Regions from separate parts of the Homo sapiens genome. Here regions 1 and 2 are each linked to region 3. Evidence: chromatin loops called from intact Hi-C (ENCODE). Cell type or tissue: heart left ventricle. All regions are shown on one strand. Links, peaks and the distances in the headings refer to the core of each region. The heading gives the core; the rest is flanking DNA.

Region 1 (6,528 bases), core at 899-5,898, 56 kb before region 3:
CTGGAGCCTCTCTCCTCTGCTTAGAAAACAAATCGCTGCCTAAGCTGGGGCTTTTTGTTGGCTCCAAAAGGAGAGAGCCACACGGGTTCTTTCTAGGGAGGAAGAAACAGCCCCAGGGAGAGGACTGAGTGGTTGGGTTTCAGAGCACACTGTGTGTGCCTGGGTTGTGAAGTTGGCAAATGATGAATCTATTTTTTTTTCCACTTTGATGAAACCCAAGGCCTCACAAGGAGTTTTCACCATTGTCCTTTGCTAAATGCATTTCCCCAGCACCCTTTCTTCCATTTTCTCACTTCTCTAGGGAGTTGGGGAAGTCATAGAGAGAGGGGGTTAGGCAGGCAGGCTCAGCACCAGGCTGATGTGGGTTCAGATCCTGCTCAGCTGTAACCTGGTCATGTTGCTAAACTTCTCTGACCTCGATGTCTTTATCTGAAAAATGAGAATAATCACAACACTCACCTCAAAGCACTGTTGTTAAATGGGATAATATTTGCATGGTTGTCAGATGCCCTAGAAGTAGACACCAAGGCAAGCATTTGTGAACAGAAGATATATTAAGGATGATTTCCCAGAAGAAGCCTAAGGGGGTTGAGGGAACAGGACAGGGAAGGGGAGGAAAGCAAGGGGGCGAGGTTAGGCCCTGCAGAGGGCTGCTCTTGCTGATCCCACAGGGAAACCTGTAAGTTTCTGTTAACTTGAGAGGAGAGAACTGAGCTTTCATCCTCCACACCCTCAGACATTGGCTAAGGGCCACCCTGAGGGTGGGGGAGGGATGGAATCTTCCGGGCACCTCTGGCTGCCTGCACACGGGAGCAGGGGGCTCCGGCAGCTCAAAGGTCATCCTCCCATGAGAATGGCTTGGGCAGGCCTCTAAGGAAGAAACACACAGAAAAGGGGGCCGTGGGGAGGGTCCCCGACAGCACTGCTGGAGTATGGGCAGCCCCCAGCCTAGCATACAGCGAGTGTTCAGTACATGGTCCTGGGTCAGTCACTGGACAATTCATGCAAATGAGAATCACAGAAAGGTTAGGACATGAACCTGCAGAGGCACAGCATATCCATATAGGGACTGGAGTTAGTAAGTCCCTTCTCAGACAGGCTTAGATCTCCTAATGTCATACATAGTTCTTTGGAATTTCAAGCTGAGATCTTCTTCGTATTTCCTGAGAATCCTTCTCCTGCCTTCCCTGAGAGTTTGGACTGCTCCCAGGGAAGGAGGAAGGCTTGGGTGAGGCATTACTGGACCAGACCTGATTTTGCTGAGACAGCGATCTGCAACCCAGCTTGGATCAAGCCCCTCCCCAACTTGTCTCTTCTCACAAACACATTGTATTTTACTGTGGGGGGCGGGGGGATAGGGGGCGGTGGTAGCAAAATGTTACAGGCATACCTGGTTTTATTGCACTTCAGTTTATTGTGTTTTTGTTTATTTTTGCAAATGGAAGCTTTGTGGCAACTGTGCATAGAGCAAATCTATCAGCACCATTTTTCCAACAGCATGTGCTCACTTCCTATCTCTGTTGCATTTTGGTAATGTTCAAACTTTTCATTATTAATATGTCTGTTGTTGTGATCTGTGATCACTGATCTTTGATGTTACTGTTGTAATTGTTTGGGGACATCACAAGCTGCACCCTTATATGATGGTGGATTTAATTAATAAATGCTATATGTGTTCTGACTGCTGAACCCACCGGCCATTCCCCTGTCTCTCTCCCTCTCCTTGGGCCTTCCTATTTCCAACTACATAACAATATTGAAATGAGGCCAATGAATAACCCTACAAGGGCCTCTAAGTGCTCAAGTGAAAGGAGGAGTCGCATATCTCTCATTTTAAATCAAAAGCTAGAAATGATTAAACTTCATAAGGAAGGCATGCTGAAAAATGAGACAGGCCGAAAGCTAGGCTTCTTGCACTAGTTAACTAAGTTGTGAATGCCAAGTTCTTGAAGGAAATTAAAAGTGCTACTCCAGTGAACACACAGATGCTGATATGGAGAAAGTTTTAGTTGTCTGGATAGAAGATTAAACCAGCCACAAAATTCTCGTAAGCCAAAGCCTAATCCAGAGAAAGGTCCTAACTCTCTTCAATTCTGTGAAGGCTGAGAGAGGTGAGGAAGCTGCAGAAGAAAATTGGGAGCTAGCCAAGGCTGGTTCATGAGGTTTAAGGAAAGAAGCTGTTTCCATAACATAAAAGCCCACGGTGAGGCAGGAAGTGCTGATGGAGAAGCTGCAGCAAGTTATCTAGAAGATCTAGCTAAGATCATGGATGCAGGTGGCGGCGATACAAAACAACAGATTTTCAATGTAGATGAAACAGCCTTCTACTGGAAGAAGATACCATCTAGGACTTTCATAGCTAGAGAGAAGTCAATGTCTGGCTTCAAGGCTTCAAAGGACAGGCTGACACTCTTGTTAGGGGCTAATGCAATTGGTAACATTAAGCTGATGCCAGTGCTCATTTACCATTTTGAAAATTCTAAGACCCTTAAGAATGAGGCTAAATCCACTCTGCTTGTGCTCTGTAAATGGAAGAACAAAGCCTGGATGACAGCACGTCTGTTTACAGCATGGTTTACTGAATATTTTAAGCCCATTATTGAGACCCACTGCTCAGAAAAAAAGATTCCTTTTCAAAATATGACTACTCATTGACAGTGCACGTGGTCATCCAAGAGCTCTGATGGAGATGTACAGGGAGATTCATGTTGTTTTCCTGCCTGCTAAGACACATCTATTCTGCAGCCCATGGATCAAGAAGTCATTTCAACTTTCAAGTCTTCTTATTTAAGAAATAGATTTTGTAAGGCTATAGCAGCCATAGATAGTGATTCCTCTGATGGATCTGGGCAAAGTATATTGAAAACTTACTGGAAAGGATTCACCATTCCAGATGCCATTAAAAACATTCATGATTCTTGAGAGGAAGTCAAAACAGCAACATGAACAGGAGTTTAGAAGAAGTTGATTCTCAACCCTTATGAGTGACTTCGGGGAGTTCACTTCAGTGGAGGAAGTAACTGCAGATGTGGTAGAAATGGCAAGGGACCTAGAATTAGAAATGGAGGCTGAGGCTGTGACTGAATTGCCGCAATCTCATGATAAAGCCTTAGTGGATGAGGAGTTACTTCCTATGGATAAGCAAAGAGATGGAAACTACTCCTGGTAAAGTTGCTTTAAACATTGTTAAAATAACAACAGAGGATTTAGAATATTACATGAACTTAGTTGCTAAAGCAGTGGCAGGGTTTCAAAGGATGGACTCCAATTTTGAAAGGAGTTTTACTGTGGGTGAAATCCTATCAAACAGCATGATATGCTACAGAGAAATCTTTTGTGAAAACCAGAGTTGATCGGTGTGGCAAACTTCACCATCTTATTTTCAGAAATTGCCACAGCCATTATGACCTTCAGCAACCACTGCCCTGATCAGTCAGCAGCCATCAACATGGAGGCAAGACCATCCACCAGCAAAAACATTACTACTTGCTGAAGGCTCAGACGATATTTAGCATTTTTTAGCAATGAAGTGTTTTTAAGTTAAGGTATTTACATTTTTTTTAAACAATGCTATTGCACACTTAATAACAGTATGGTGTACACATAACTTTTACTTTCAGTGGGAAACCACAAAATTTGTGTGACTCATTTTATTGTGATATTTGCTTTATTGGGATGAGCTAGAACTGAACCTGAATATCACTGAGATATGCTTGTATCCACCCAAATATTGATGAGATTTGGGTGGTGGGGTACAAGAATAATGCCCCCACATCCCTTACAAAGATGTCCATGTCCCAATCGCTGGAACCTGTAAATACATTTTCTTACATGGCATATTAGTCTATTCTCAAGCTGCTAATAAAGATATGCCCGAGACTGGGTAATTTATAGAGGAAAGAAGTTTAATTGACTCACAGTTCCACATGGCTGGGGAGGCCTCACAATCATGGCAGAAGGCAAAGGGAAAGCAAGGCATGTCTTACATGGCAGCAGGCAAGGGAGCTTGTGTAAAGGAACTCCCCTTTATAAATCAGATCTCATGAGACTTAATCACTATAATGAGAACAGCACGGGAAAGACCCACCCCCATGATTCAATTATCTCCCACCCGGTTCCTCCCATGACACATGGGAATTATGGGAGCTAAAATTCAAGATGAGATTTGGGTGGGGACACAGCCAAACCATATCACATGGCTAAAGGAACTTTGTAGATGTGATTGAGTTAATGTTTTTGAGGTGGGGAGGTTGTCCTGGAATGTCAAGGTGCAGCCAATCAAATCACACGGGTCCTTACAAGCGGCAAAGGGAAGTTTGACTTCAGAAGAGGAGTGTGGGAGTGACGCCACCTGTGAAAGACTGGACTGGCCGCTGCTGGCTCTGAAGAAGGAAAGACCCATGAGTCAAGGAAGATGGCAACCTCTAGAATCTAGAAAAGGCAAGGAAAAGTTTCTCCCCTGGAGCCTCCAAAAGGAACGTGACTCTGCAGACACTGTGTACCATTTAAAAGGACTTCTAGAATAATTAACAAAATAATACATTTGTGTTGTTTTTAGCCACTAACTTTGTGGTCATTCATTGCAGCAGCCAAAGGAGACCCTTTTAGGTGGTGTGATCATTTAATTTTATGTGTCAACTTGACTACCTAGAGTACCCAGCTATTTAATCAAATCCTCATCTAGGTATTGCTAGAGAGGTCTTTTGTCAATGTGGCTAACATCTACAGTCAGTTGACTTTAGGTATGTAGGAGGGCCTTATCCAATCCGTTGGAAGGCAGGAAGAGCAAAAATGGGGGTTTCCCACAAAACAAGGAATTCTGTCTCAAGCCTATAGCATCAGCTCCTGCCTGAGTTTCCAACCCGACTGTTTACCCTACAGTTTTCAGACTGTACATCTCTCTGAACATTTTGGTGGACATGCAAATACGTTTCTGTTCATTTCACCTTGATGCAGTGGAAGGGGTCAGGGGCTTGGACTCTGGGCCCCCCGGCTCCCCAGTCTGTCCTCTGTCTGCTCAGGCTGTCTCCCTTGCCTCCTGCAAAAAGAGAAACCATTTCTCAGACACTCCTGGGATTAGGCCAAATAAATGAGCATGTGTCTGTCTGTTTTTCCCTAATGAGCTTCTCCCTCGGGCTCTTTTCCCTTTTCCTTGGATCTCTGCATTCATCACTTTCCTTCCCACAAGGAAAGAAAGTATATCCTCCTGTCTTCCTCTGTCCCACCTGCAACAGCTTCTCGGGATGCAAACTCCTCTGCCATTCTTTCCCTCTTATCTAGCCCACCTCTGTCTCTCCTGCCCTCCCCCTGTCTGCCCCAGGGGTTCCTCTACCAACTGCTCCAACACCACCACCACCTGCCTTCTCTCTGCCCCTCTAATCTTGGCTAATTGCTTCCTGGAGTTAAGACAGGCACCATCACTGAACTGAGCATGCAAGCGGGGAGGGAGGTAAGTGTTGTGGGGCAGAAGCTCAGGGCCCATTTAGGGACCAGGGGGCAACCAGAGGACAGAGAAGGCCAGTGGCTGTAGGCCTAGGGAGGCAGAGGTGAGCGTGACTTGTTGATTCCCCGGTGCTCCCCAGGATGGCTCTCCTGGGGCCCAGTCCTCCCAAGCACATGGCTTGTTCTGCAGAAATAATCCTAGATGCCACACCCAGGGTGGGTGGCTGTCCTCAGTCCCTCACAGGATTGTGATGGGACCCATGGCCAAGGACCTCCCCAGAACTCATGGCTACGTCAGGAGTGAGCATCATCCTAAGTCAACCTGGGCTTTGCTCTGCGCAAAACCAATGTGCTGCCTCGGCCAAGTCCTCCACAGAGAGAAAACTCCTGAGGCCAGGGAACCTTGAGCAATGTTGTTTGAGGGCTCAGTTTGTGAATCTATGAAAAGGGGCTGATCATGCATGACCAACTGCTGAGCACTTAAGGAGACTGTTTGGCGAGGGCATGGCACAGTGCCTGGCCTGTTTTCACCAGCCAGGGAGTGGGGGAGGCAGCCTTGAGGGTCTTTGCCCATTTCCGCTGGCCTCTCTCCCTCATTGGGGAGAGTTGATATAATAACTAGATGTCATAAGACATCAAAAGAGGAAGCAACATTTTCACAGCACTTTGTAAAGGATAAAGCTGTTTTGGCAGGTGATCTTGCTTAATACTCCTAATAGCCCTAAGGTGAGGTAATTATTCTTCTCATTTTGGAAATGAGAAAACTGAAGTTCAAAGCAGTGAAGTAGCATCAGTGTCTGAGGGTGCCCAGCTCACAGCTGGGATGGAGCAGGATTCCAGCCCCAGGCTGCCTCCCAGAGAGGTGAGGCACAGATTCCCATGGGCAAAGCAAGCCCCAGACTCTGTTTCTGTTTCAACAGAAACGCAGCGGCATGCTGCTTGATGGTGCGCAAAACACACCACGTTCATTATCCTGCTTGATCATGACACAGCTTGCATTTCAGGCAGGAAACCTTAACCTCACTTTGCAGACAGAAAAGCACCATCTAGAGAGATTGAATCACATCCCTGTTTTCCATAGCCAGC
Region 2 (5,893 bases), core at 887-5,886, 340 kb before region 3:
TCTTTTCTTATGAACACACGAATCCTATCAGATCAGGTCCCCATCTTTACCACCTCACTTAACATTAGTTCCTTCCTTAGAGGCCCCATCTCCAAAAACAGCCACACTAAAGGTTAGAGTTTTAATATGTGAATATTAGAGGGGACATAAGCATTTAGGACATAATACTAACCTATCCAAACATCCCAATCGATTTATCCAATATCATACAAACATACACAGTATTACAATCCACTGAGGACTTCTGCATAATAGAGAGCATCTGAAACACCAATCGCCTAATTACCCAACCCTCAATGGAGTCATTAGTGGGTTTGTGTGTCTGCCGGCTTAGGAACTCTTTGGTGGATGATGGTTTTTTGTCTACCACTTAATCTGTTTCTCTAGGTTTTTAGAAAACACCTGTTGTGCTCAGGAAATGTGGTGGTGTATTCCAGAACCAACAACACTTTTATAACCATTCTTTACTTTCTTATTCATGAAAAAAATATGCACAGTATGCAGAGTCACACAAGGGCCAAATGGAGGCTCACGAGTGCATTTCTTTCATTGCTGAATATTTCTATGAGTGCTTAAATTTCCCAGGTCTCCTGGCTCATCTGCTTCCTCCACAGGCTCTTCCTCTTTCTTAGGCAACAGTTACACCTAATAATGAGAATGAGCCTATGGTAGGCCAGGCACAGTGGCTCACGCCTGTAACCCCAGCATTTTGGAAGGCCGAGGCAGGCGGATCACTTGAGGTCAGGAGTTTGAGACCAGCCTGGCCAACATGGTGAAACCCCGTCTCTACTAAAAATACAAAAATTAGCCGGGTGTGGTGATGGGTACCTGTAATCCCAGCTACTCAGGAGGCTGAGGCAGGAGAATAGCTTGAACCCCAGAGGTGGAGGTTGCAGTGAGTCAAGATTGTGTCATTGCACTCTAGCCTGGGCAACAGAGTGAGACTGTCTCAAAAAAAAAAAAAAAAAAGAGAAAAGAGAATGAGCCTATAGTGGTGGTTACACACTACACCGTGAACATTGGATGCAGACCTCCCGGAAGAACTACTGAGATACAACTTAGAGTCACGTGTCTTCTTGCAGTATCCACCCACAGCCCAAATGGTCTAGCCTCCATTTTTGTGTGAAATCATTAGAGCAGGCTTTCTGTTCATGAGTCAGTGCTATGGTCTGAATGTTTGTGTCCCCTGAAATTCATATGTTGAAACCTACTCCCCAATGCAATGGTATTAAGAGATAGGGCTTTTGGGAGATAATTTGGTCATGAAGGTTTCACCTCTGTGCATGGGAGCAGCACCCTTTTAAAAGAGGCCCAAGGAGCTTGTTAGCCCTTTCAGTCATGTGAGGATGTAGCTAGAAGGTGCCATCTTGGAAGCAAAGAGTGGGCCCTCACCAGATGCCAATCTGCTGGTACCTCAGTCTTGGACTTCCCACACTCCAGAACCATGAGAAATAAATTTCTACTGTTAATAAATTGCCCAGTCTAAAGTATTTTGTTACAGCTACTTGAACACACTAAAAGTAAATTTTGGGTAAATATTTTTTCAAATCATGATGGCAAATATGTACATATTTTTATTTACATATAAGTTATATATAATATGTTATAAATATTATATATAATAGGTATCCAAATATATATTCAAGAGGGCAAAGGCATTGACTGCTATATCCTCAGTGCTAGAATATCATCCAGGACACAGGAGGCACTCAATAAATAATTTGTGAAATGCAGAAGTGAAATACAGTTGAATGAGAGCTACTATGAAGCATGATTTGTGGCATTCAGTGTCTTTGTAACTGATGTACCTGGTAGCTCTGCTCCCCAGAATCCAGCTATCAGTGCTAGAGGAACTGGTATGGGTTTTCCTTTTCTCCAATGAGTCCCTTCCCATCCCTGTAAGATTAGACAGCCCCGCCCATTGTCATGTGACTGGCAACAACTCCCTCTGGGAGGACACTTCTCTGCCCATGATATGGAGCTCAGCTTCATAACTTGCCTTAACAAATGGCATGTAGGCAGAATGACAGATACCACATCTAAGCAGGAGCTTTGAGAGCCACCAAGCGGCTTGACCACTGCTTCTTCTTTTCTGTCCCATGAGAAGACCCTAAATAGGGACGGATTTTCCATCTTGGATCTGGGAATAACAAAGACACATGAAGCAGAGTCTCACGTGACCCACAGCAATCTTTAGCGGCCATGTAACATAAGTGGGGAATAGGGCCTTTGTTGATATAAATCAATGAGATTTGGGGAGTTCTTTGTTACTGCAGTATAACCTCACAGAAGCTGTGACTCTCCAGCCAACCCCAGCCCCATGCTCAACAATTCAGGGGACTTTGCAAGAGCCATTAAATAAAATTTTTCTGCAAAAACAACTAGATTTCACTTGCCATGCTTATAACTAATACCTACTGTGTTTAATGTTATTTCATCATGATTATTAAATGCGGTGACTTTAGGCCAGCTGTCTCATTGGCTTGTAAATCCCACGCCTCAAAAGTGTCCTTATCTGAGCTGGGTGGGTGTCTGCAGTTGAAACTTGGCGTAGAGACCTAATTCCATGTCTGCCCTCACCTGGCCCTGCAGCCAGGGGGATTAAACTGAGACCATGAGGAATGGGGCAGCCCCTATTCCCCTGCCTCCAAGTCTTTCATCTCCAAGCCCCCAACTTTTTTTTTTTTTTTTTTTCTGAGACAGAGTCTCACTCTGTCACCCAGGCTGGAGTGCAGTGGTATGATCTCGGCTCACTGAAACCTCTGTCTGCAAGATTCAAGCGATTCTCCTGCCTCAGCCTCCCAAGTAGCTGAGATTACAGGCACCTATGACCACGCCAAGCTAATTTTTGTATTTTCACTAAGGACGGCGTTTCACCATGTTGGCCAGGCTGGTCTTGAACTCCTGACTTCAGGTGATCTGCCCTCCTCAGCCTCCCGAAGTGCTGGGATTGTGATTATGGGCGTGAGGCACCGTGCCAGCTGATTTTTTTTTTTTTTTTTTTTTGAGACGGAGTTTTGCTCTGTCTCTTGGGCTGGAGCGCAGTGGGGTGATCTCGGCTCACTGCAACCTCCACCTCCTGGGTTCAAGCAATTCTCCTGCCTCAGCCTCCCGAGTAGCTGGGATTACAGGCTCATGCCACCACACCCGGCTAATTTTTGTATTTTTAGTACAGACAGGGTTTCACCATGTTGCCCAGGCTGGTCTTGAACTCCTGACCTCAGGTGATCTGCCCGCCTCAACCTCGCAAAATGCTGGGGTTACAGGCATGAGCCATTGCGCCCGGCCTTCAAGCCGCTCTTAATTGGCTGCACTGAGCGCTGTGGTGGACACCAGAGGGCGATAAATGCTCATTTTGGAGAAAAGAGTGATGAGGTTTTTGGTTTTATTTATTTTTTTCTCCTCTTTCTCTTCATTTCTGTTGGTAAAAGGAATGACTTGGACACAACTAACTAGTGCATCTCATAGCCCTAAAGTAGCAAATATTGTATGTGCATTGCCTGCAGCGTAAGCAGTGAGGAAACAAACCCAGAGAGGTGAAGGTCACATGTGCCCAAAGTCACATGTTGGAAAGTTACCAGAGCAAGGACTTGAGCTAAACCATGTCTCACAGAGGAGGGCAGTGCAAACATGGCAGTTTTCACAGGGATCATCCTGGAAAGTGGTGTCCCTGTCTTCCCGCTAAGGTCTGTGTGGCCCTGCCAGCTACTCAGAATGCTCTCAATATGAACATGAATTCAGCCAGTATTGCTCCCCGGATTGCAAACTCAGTTCCCCATGGGAACCAGGCAGGTCACAAAAATGAGGGAAGCAGGCTAGATGAGCCATAGGCACAGTGGGGACTGTAGCCAGCTGGAGGTCATATGTCGCAAATAAAGAGGTCAGCCACAACTCAGGTCCATCCGCTGTGGCCCCGTTGGAAGGCACAGCAGGAGGCTCAGATGTCCCTATCCCTATACATCTAAAAATCAACATAAAATTCCCCAATTTTTAAATGCTGGCCACAAATTCAAAACTTTTTCAACTCAACTAAGCCTTGGCCTTCTCAACTGTATAAGGGAGAGAACGTCTACACCATCAGCTTCTTGGGCCACAGGTGTGTTCTTTTAGATCTCAGGCCTGATTCAGGGAAAGATCTCCCCACTGATATAGTGCAGCTCCACCGAAGAACAGCTGTGAGAGTTCCCCTTTCTGCAGCACCTCCTCATCCATCTCAGGGGCTTATGAGTGCAGGCATACATTGCTTTTTATTACGCTTTACAGATAACGTGTTTTTTACAAATTGAAGGTTTGTGGCAACTGAACTGAGCAAATTTGTCCGTGCCATTTTTCCAACAGTATGCACTCACTTTTTGTCAGAATTTTGGATCAATTTTTTTTTTTTTTGAGACTGAATCTCTCGCCCTGTTTCCCAGAGTGCAGTGGTGTGATCTCGGTTCACTGCAACCTCTATCTCCTGGGTTCAACCAATTCTCGTGCCTCAGCCTCCTGAGTAGTTGGGATTACAGGCGCCCGCCACCATACCCAGCTAATTTTTGTATTTTTAGTAGAGACAGAGTTTCATCATGTTGGCCAGGCTAGTCTCATACTCCACACCTCAGGTAATCCATCCACCTCGGCCTCCCAAAGTGCTGGGATTACAGGCATGAGCCTCCACACCTGGCCAGGATCAACAGTTTTTAAGTAAGGTATGCACATTTTTTAGACATGCTATTGCATACTTAATAGACTATGGTGGAGGGTAAACATAACTTTTACATGCATTAGGAAACCAAAAAAATTTGTGTGTCTCACTTTATTGCAATATTCGCTTCAGTGTGGTGGTTGGGAAAGGAACCTGCAACAGCTCCAAGGTGTGCTTCTATCTGGAGACTGAAAAAGCGCTGCCCAGAGTAGTCCCCTTTCTTCTGCTTTGCTCTTCCAAAAATCCCTCCCTAAAGGCGTGGCCGATGGTCTCCAATGTGATCCGCTGGGGTTCAAGGAGAAAATAATAGGACTGCTTTCTGTTTATTTTATAGATATATATATACAATATTTTAAATAATTATCATTTAAAATTTTTGTTTTTTGGCCAGGCGCAGTGACTCACACCTGTGATCCCAGCATTATGGGAGGCCGAGGTGGGTGGATTGCCTGAGGTCAGGAATTCAAGACCAGCCTGGCCAGCATGGTGAAACCCCGTCTCTACTAAAAATACAAAAAAATTAGCTGGGCGTGAGTGAAACACACCTGTAATCCCAGTTACTTGGGAGGCTGAGGCAGGAGAATTGCTCCAACCCAGGAGGCAGAGGTTGCAATGAGCCAAGATTGTACCACTGCACTCCAGCCTGGGCGACAGAGTGAGAATCTGTCTCAAAAATAATAATAATAATAATAATAATAAATAAAATAAAATATTTGTCTTTGTGCATAGTTCATATTATGCAAAATGGCTAATAAAATAGTACATACATATCTATTATAAACAAATGACATATATTGGGATGTATATAACCCTACCATGGGTTTAAGCTGATGCCTAAAAAGAAAAATAAACGGGTAGAACAGGGAATTTGGGGAGGGGGGGACATGATTTAATAGTTTCAAAGACTTACCCAAGTGCCACAGTTGTAAGATAAATATAAATAAGCTTTAGAATATGTAAAGTGCTACGCAAATGCTAGTTATCAAATTAGTTAAATATATTTAAATTAGTTATTTTACAGCTTACTTTTAAAACGGTGGCTGCCATTATTAGTGTCGTAGTTGCTATGGCAACATGGCAATGTACAGGGGCTAAAAGCCCCCTGAAGAGTAACCCCTGGACCTTCAGATGTAGTAGGCGGCAGGGCAGGATTTGAGCAGGGGCCTCACTGATCTTTCTGAAATGACTGAGACAGGAACAAATCAATGG
Region 3 (6,528 bases), core at 953-5,952:
AGGAGTGAGCCGAGATCACGCCACTGCACTCCAGCCTTGGCAACAGAGCAAGACTCCAACTCAAAAAAAAAAAAAAAAAAAAATTTGCTGGGAATTTCTTAAAATGATGATAGTTATTAGATCCATCACTAGATCTTGAGTTTTGCATGTTTATTTAAAAAAAGCACTTGTATTATTCTACTCCAAATTTGCTTTTAAAAAAGTATTTTGGTTGTGCACAGTGGCTCACGTCTGTAATCCCAGCACTTTGGGAGACCAAGGCAGGAGATTGCTTGAGCCCCAGAGTTCGAGACCAGTCTGGGTGTCATAGGGAGACCCTGTCTCTACAAAAAGGGAAAAAATTAGCTGCGCATAGTGGCATGCATCTGGAGTTCCAGCTACTTGAGAGGCTGGGGTGGGAGGATTCCTTGAGTCCAGAAGTTGGAGGCTGCAGTGAGCCATGATCATGCCACTGCATTCCAACCTGGGCAACAGGGCGAGACCCTGTCCCCCAAGATAAAGTTTCTGATAGCTCTATTTCAATATAAATGGTTTCCTTTTTAATCTTATGTATTATATTTAGGTGGGGTCCAGAGGCCTCACGAGACTGCCGAAGGGTGGGGGTGGATGGGAGAGATCCTTGCTAAGGGGCTAGGTGCTGGGCTTTGGAGTCAGGCCAGATGGCTTTTGCAGCCTGACTGAATGATGTGAGGTAGGTTGCACACCATCTCTAAGCCCAGTTCAATTACAGGTCAGCGGAGAGTGGACACACCCTCTAGATTCTTGTAAGGACCTGTATGCCTTTAGTTCAAGGCCAGGTGTACAGAAAGAGCTGTGGAAACCCAGGCTCTGGTTAGCATGAAATTTCCAAAAACCTTCAGGGAGGCAACCTGGAGGATAAGAAACAAGACTCAGTCCAGGTGAGCCAGAGCAGGTGTTGCCAGAAGCTCTGGCTTGTGCAAGGCTGGGCAGCGGACACGGTGAGGATTGGTGGGACTGCTGTGGCCGTCAGCCCATGTGTGTGTATAGGGGGTTCCTGAGGGACTAGGACACAGGGACGCTTTGGAGCAGCCAGAGCAGGGCTATCCATCACCAGAGGAACTTCAGAGGCTGCTGCTGGCTGATCCCCCAGACCTCAGGTCTAGGGGTCACTCCTTCCATTCTTTCTGGCCAGTGAGGCTCCTGCAAAGGCCAAGGATGCTCACTAAATGGGAAATGAACAAAAGCACGAACGTAGGCAGGAGTGAATGAATCAAGAGTGTTATGGTGTGAATTACCACAAGAATAGTGGTTGGTTGGAGGAAGCTTGTTCTTTGACTACTCAGGGAGGCCACTGAGTGGATGCTCTCTGAACCCCAGGGAAGCAGCCAGGCCACCTGCCCCCTTGTGCCTACAGCCCCTTCCCCAAGGCTGTGGGAGGCTGCGGGGCTGTCTGCTCTCCCCACAGCAGGCTGAGTCAACCTTCCTTCCTATCCCCTGGTGCTTATACCATCTCCCAGAACTGGGGTTTCCCTGCCACACCTGGATGTCTGCTTCTCTCCTCCTGGTACCTGCCTTTCCCCAGATCACCAGTTTGGCTGCCAGGCACCTTTCCTGCAGGGCTCTGCTGGGCTCACATGACAGGGTGTAGGTAGGCATCCTGAGCAGAGAGGGTGGCTTCACTCTGACCCGCGCCATTCCTCCCAGGCCCCTGGACTTGGTTGCTTGGCCTGCTTCAACTACACTTGGCTGTTGGAGGTGGACGCTAGTGTCCTCAGGCCAAACACTCTTCCTAATGGAGTGACCTCCGTGCTTCTGTGCTCCCCCCAATTTCAAACTGCGTGGGTTTCCCAGGTTGCCTTGCCTTCTGACAAAGTGGCAAAGTAACAGTCCCTGAAAGAGGGCAAAGAGCTTTGTCCGCAGAGGCCTTTGCAAACAGGTGGTCTCAGTACAATGTCTAGTGCCTAAGACAGGCAGAGGGACCTCCGACCTGTGTCTGGGACTGGCACCTTCTGTGGCTTAAGTCCAGCCCCGGTCTATGGGGGATGGGAGGCATGGATTGTTTGAGGGTGACCCTGGGGATTGGGGGCTCAGAGTCCTCTGGAAGACAGCCAGGGCAGAAGAGCCAGGAACCTTATTTTGTCCCAGCAGGTCCTCCAACCTACTGTGTGACTTCAGGCTAGTGAGCCGCAGTTTCCTCATCTGTAAAACATGACTGCTCACCTCGCAGGGTAGTTGAGAGGGTCTGATGACATAAAGTGTATAAAGCACTTTCAGGAGTTACCTACGTGCAGGTGTAATAAGTCCTGGGAGGCTGCCTCAATTGGTGGGAAGAGCAGCGGGCTTCATGTCAGGAGGTCCTCGTTCTAGCTGTGCTGTGTGACTCTGGGCAAGAGCCCGTCCCTCTCTGGGCCTCAGCTCCCGCAGTGTGAAATGAGGAGTTGGAGACAACCTTCACTAAGATGCTTCCTTCTTTGACGATTCTCTGATGGCCCTGTGGGTGTTCTACATGGGACAGAGGAAAGGGCTGGTGGCAGGGACAGGGTGCCCATCCTGGCTCAACTCACAGACTAGAGAGGGGTCCTTCCCAGAGCCTGCAGATGCTCTGTGCCACCTTGACATTCACAGCTCCATGAGCCGGCGGGGGCAGGGGAGGCTGTCATTTAGGATCCAATTGCATCCACAGCAGGCTGTGCTCCTGGTTAATCCTTAAGGCACCCGCCCCTCAGGAGCCTAATTAGATTTTATCCCCCGCTCAGCTGTGACCATGTCCCCATGTTGGTGCCAGCACCAGGCACGCCAGGATCTCAGGCCAATTGCTTGTTTATGAGACCGTCTGTCTTGGGATGAGGCCCAGCAGGCACAGCCAGTGAGCAAATAAGTCCTCCCCATCAGCCTTGAACCTGATGGCAAGAATCATTGTTAGTCTTCTAGGCCTCGGGCCGGCGTCCTGACCAAGGAAAAGATGTGGGTTTGCAGTCCAGCAAAACCTGGCTACAAATCCCAGCTCCATCTCTTCCCAGCTCTGGGACCTTTCTAGCCCCATGAAGCTTTAGTTTCCTCATCCCTAAAAGGGAATGATGATAATATCGTCTACTTTGTAGAGCTTTTTGGAGGATCAAGTGAGATCATTTTAAGTGAACGCCCATAATACATTGCCTTGCGTTAATATCAGGCCTTAGTAAATGCTGACCCTGTCCCAGTCCTCCCCACATGGCCTCCCTGATTCTAGGCTCTCCCGACCCCAGCCTCACCCTGGCAGTCAGGGTTTCGTTTCTGTATCTTGCCTGGCAAGCCCAGGACACTGGGTTAATGTGGCCATTAACACTTCTCTCCAAGTAGGGACTGCGGTGATTGAGTCTCACTAGACTTGAGTGAGTCCTTGAGGAAGGGCAGCCCTTGGTCCCTATGCCTTGGACCAAGCCCAGGGCTGGCGCTGTTGGTGCCGGGAGCGCAGGAAGGAGGGAACGGGGTGTGCAGCCTGTCAAGTCCTTTCACCCTCATCATCCCCTTGCATCCTCCTGGAAAGGATCCTAGAAGTTAGTTCTGAACATCCCCACCTCCCAGATGCGGAGGTGAGGCTCTGGAGGTGAGGCGTCTGGCTCAGGCTTATGGCTGGCACAGGCAGATCCCCCACTGGTGGGAACGCAGTTGCAGGGGAACACACGGTCCTCTGAGGCTCTGCCCTTGGCCACAGCGCCCTCTCCTGGCCAGGGCACGTGCAAGCCCTTTCTCGGCTCTGCACCAGCCCAAACCTTCCTCCACTGGGGGCTTCTCCATCTCTCTTGTCCGGCCGCCTCCTTTCCTTCTCTCTAGAAAGCATGCCTGGGGGCGGGGGGGAGTGAAAGTAAAAGGAGTGATTTATGAACTGAGCTGTTCTTCTTAATCAGAGAGCCCCTCCTGGGCCCCTGCTCCGTGCAGATGGGGCTGAGCCGCCATCTGGGCGACAGGAGGGGCGAGATTAATAAAGCTGTCTGGCCCGGGCAGGGGTCCGCCGAGGAAAGCCCCGAGGCACTGCGTGACCTCGGTCCCATCTCTGTGCCTTTCTGGGCCTCAGGGCTCCCATCTGTCAAGGGATGGCCGGCCTGGGCCATCCCCAAGGGCCTCCAGCTGGCTCAGGGAAGAAGTTTAGCCAACTTCCTGGGCCTCTGTGCCTCGCTGCCTGGTTCAGGGAAGAGCAGCACTGGGCTGGAGACTTTGCAGACTGGGGCACGGCGCTTCCTGTCTCTGGTGCCACACCCCACGGATAGGTGTCGTATCAGGAGCTCTGGTTTGGGGTCCAGCTGACTTGGGGCTAAATCATAGCCATGTTTTGCTAACCAGGTAAATGAACTCAGACGAGTTAGTTACCCTGCCCACGCTTCAGTTTCCTCATCTGTAAAATGGGATAATAATAATACCCACCTCCTAGGTAAGGATTAAATAAGAGGACAGGTAGGAGAAAGGTATAGTGGAGTCTGGTACATGGTAAAACCTCAATCCTAGTAGTTATTAGGCTCAGTTACCACAAAATTGTGGCAATTTGTTAGAATTTGGGTCTGTTTAGGGGAAAGATGTTTGTATCCACGCTACCCAAGCCATGTGTCCATGGTTCTCCCCTATACCCTGCTCCATTCATAACTGGTGAATGTGGGCTGGGCATCCACTTATTTCCAATATCTGATGCTGCTGATAATAATAGCTCCCATGGTACTGTGAATTCTTACAACCACCTTTGGCTTCCAAATTCATCATCACAGTTTTCCAAGGAGAACCTAGCACCTTGGAGAGGGGGGTGACTTTCCCAAGGTCTCCAGGGAGCTGGCCAAGGCAGAAACCAACCCAGCCTCTGCAGAAGCATCAGTGATGGGGTGAGCATGGCAGGTGTCACTGGGCTGTCCTCTTCCAGGACAAATGAGCCAGTCAATAGGATGGGGGCTCACAGAGGACAAAGAAAAAAAGGGAAATGAAGTTAGTTCAGGGAAGTTGGGACACCACAAGGGGTGAGCCCATTCCCAGCCAGGGTACAGCATTCAAAGGGGCTGGAGCTCCCTGGTGGGGAGGAGGCAGGCAACCGCCAGACATTCCCCAGAGTTCAGCATCTCCTCCTTGTCTCTGGGTTGGCCTATGTCATCCATGTTTCTCATATCAGCCTCAGTGTCCAGACGGAGATGAGGCAGGGAATGGTGATACAGGGGACCAGGACTGGGATGCAGCAGGAGAAGAGAAGCGGCAGGAAACCCATCACCCCGTCCTTGTTTCCCTGAGCCCTGGGGCTGGGCATGGGGTGCAGGCCCTGAACTACAAAGCTGGAAACAGCTTGAAATCTCCCGAGGATGCTTGGCCTTGTCACTGGCATCTCCAAGCCTCAATTTCATTCTGTAAAAACCACTCACCTGTGTGCCCATGGTTATTTGCACCTTGCACTCCCTGGCACTTCCCCGGCACATAGTAGCAACTCAATGTACATCTACTCAGTGGATGGTAGATGGCTGACTGGGTGGATTGAGGGAGGAAGGGAGGGATGGGTAAATGGGGAGGAATCTTTCACCCACCACCCCTTCACTGACCCCAGTGAACCTGTGGTAGCCTGCCTCGTGGGCTATTGTGAGGATTCATTGTGATCACACAGGAAGAGAAAGCACTTTCTGTAAACGCCACTTTTGACTCTGACCCCTGAGTTTGGATTCCAGCCCCATCACTTACCAACAGTGTGATGTTGGACAAGTCAATTCTCTCTCTTTTCCCATTGGACTCAGTTTCCCCATTGTACTGTGGGGATGATGGTGTGATACCTACTTCATAGGGTTGTTCTGAGCATTTCATGGGCTCACGCATGCCAGCACTGTACCCCAAGTGCACGGAGTACCTGAAGCTGGTGCACACAGATGGGGCAGGCAGTTGAAGGGCCTGTCACATAGGTATGTTTAGGCCAAATAGGGGTGCCAGCTCCCGGGGCTGTGGCCATGTCTCAGGAGGGAGGCCTCTTCTCCTGCCTTTCCATCTTCCCATCTCTACCTCTGCACTCCCCCAAGACTAGCCTTCACCATCCCCTTCCCCACAGTTCCTCTCCCCTCTGCCCAGAGTTATGCCGGTGGAGTTAGTCCTCCCCACTGTGGGTTCCCCAGCCCTGCTGTTATCTGCCTCCTTGTCTCCTCCACGCTGCCACCACCACCACCACCACTACCACCACTCACTTGTGTGCCCATGCTTATTTGCACCTCACACTCTCTGGCACAGCCCCTGGCACATAGTAGCAACTCAGTGTACGTCTACTGAGTGGATGGTAGGTGGGTGAGTGGGTGGGTTGAGGGAGGAAGGGAGGGATGGGTAAATGGGGAGGAATCTTTCACCCACCACCCCTTCACTGACCCCAGGCAGGCTCGTACTTGGAGGGATTTTGGATAGACATGGATATCTCTCCCTTCCTTCCCTAGGAACACCCCCACAGCCCAGGCTTCCCCAGGTCCCAGGTCTTCCTGGGACTGTCCTCTAACCCAAAGTTTGAGCAGGAGCTGGCTGTGGAATTCCCCGCAGGAGTGATAGAACAGGAGTCTCCATATGGGCCTGTTTTGACTTCTGAAATCGAAC

The links. Peaks named below come from ENCODE experiments on the same cell type or tissue, not always from the same donor. Only the 100,000 strongest peaks of a DNase experiment are listed, where the experiment ranks them.
Region 1: a loop joins it to region 3, with 2.5 times the contacts of the local background. A loop is called at or near these places in 4 of 110 quality-filtered maps.
Region 2: it touches region 3 in a loop (7-fold over the local background); 37 of 110 quality-filtered maps call a loop at or near these places.

The regions. Positions count from the first base shown.
Region 1 is chr11:44,834,287-44,840,814 of GRCh38, forward strand. All of the region lies in intron 2 of TSPAN18 (tetraspanin 18), which reads left to right. Among named protein-coding and RNA genes, the nearest start is that of TSPAN18-AS1, 100 kb to the left of the region's middle. RefSeq lists an enhancer at 2,193-2,362. In heart left ventricle, for the core only: no CTCF peak of the experiment used is centred there; no DNase peak of the experiment used is centred there.
Region 2 is chr11:44,553,496-44,559,388 of GRCh38, forward strand. No RefSeq gene overlaps it. Among named protein-coding and RNA genes, the nearest start is that of CD82, 9.2 kb to the right of the region's middle. RefSeq lists a silencer at 3,210-3,259 and an enhancer at 5,668-5,893. In heart left ventricle, for the core only: a CTCF peak has its summit at 3,341 (motif pointing right); a DNase peak (open chromatin) is centred at 3,306.
Region 3 is chr11:44,890,681-44,897,208 of GRCh38, forward strand. The region is part of intron 3 of TSPAN18 (tetraspanin 18); the gene reads left to right. Among named protein-coding and RNA genes, the nearest start is that of TP53I11, 57 kb to the right of the region's middle. RefSeq lists an enhancer at 2,494-3,065. In heart left ventricle, for the core only: CTCF peaks have their summits at 3,661 (motif pointing left) and 3,860; a DNase peak (open chromatin) is centred at 3,641; H3K27ac peaks cover 670 bases.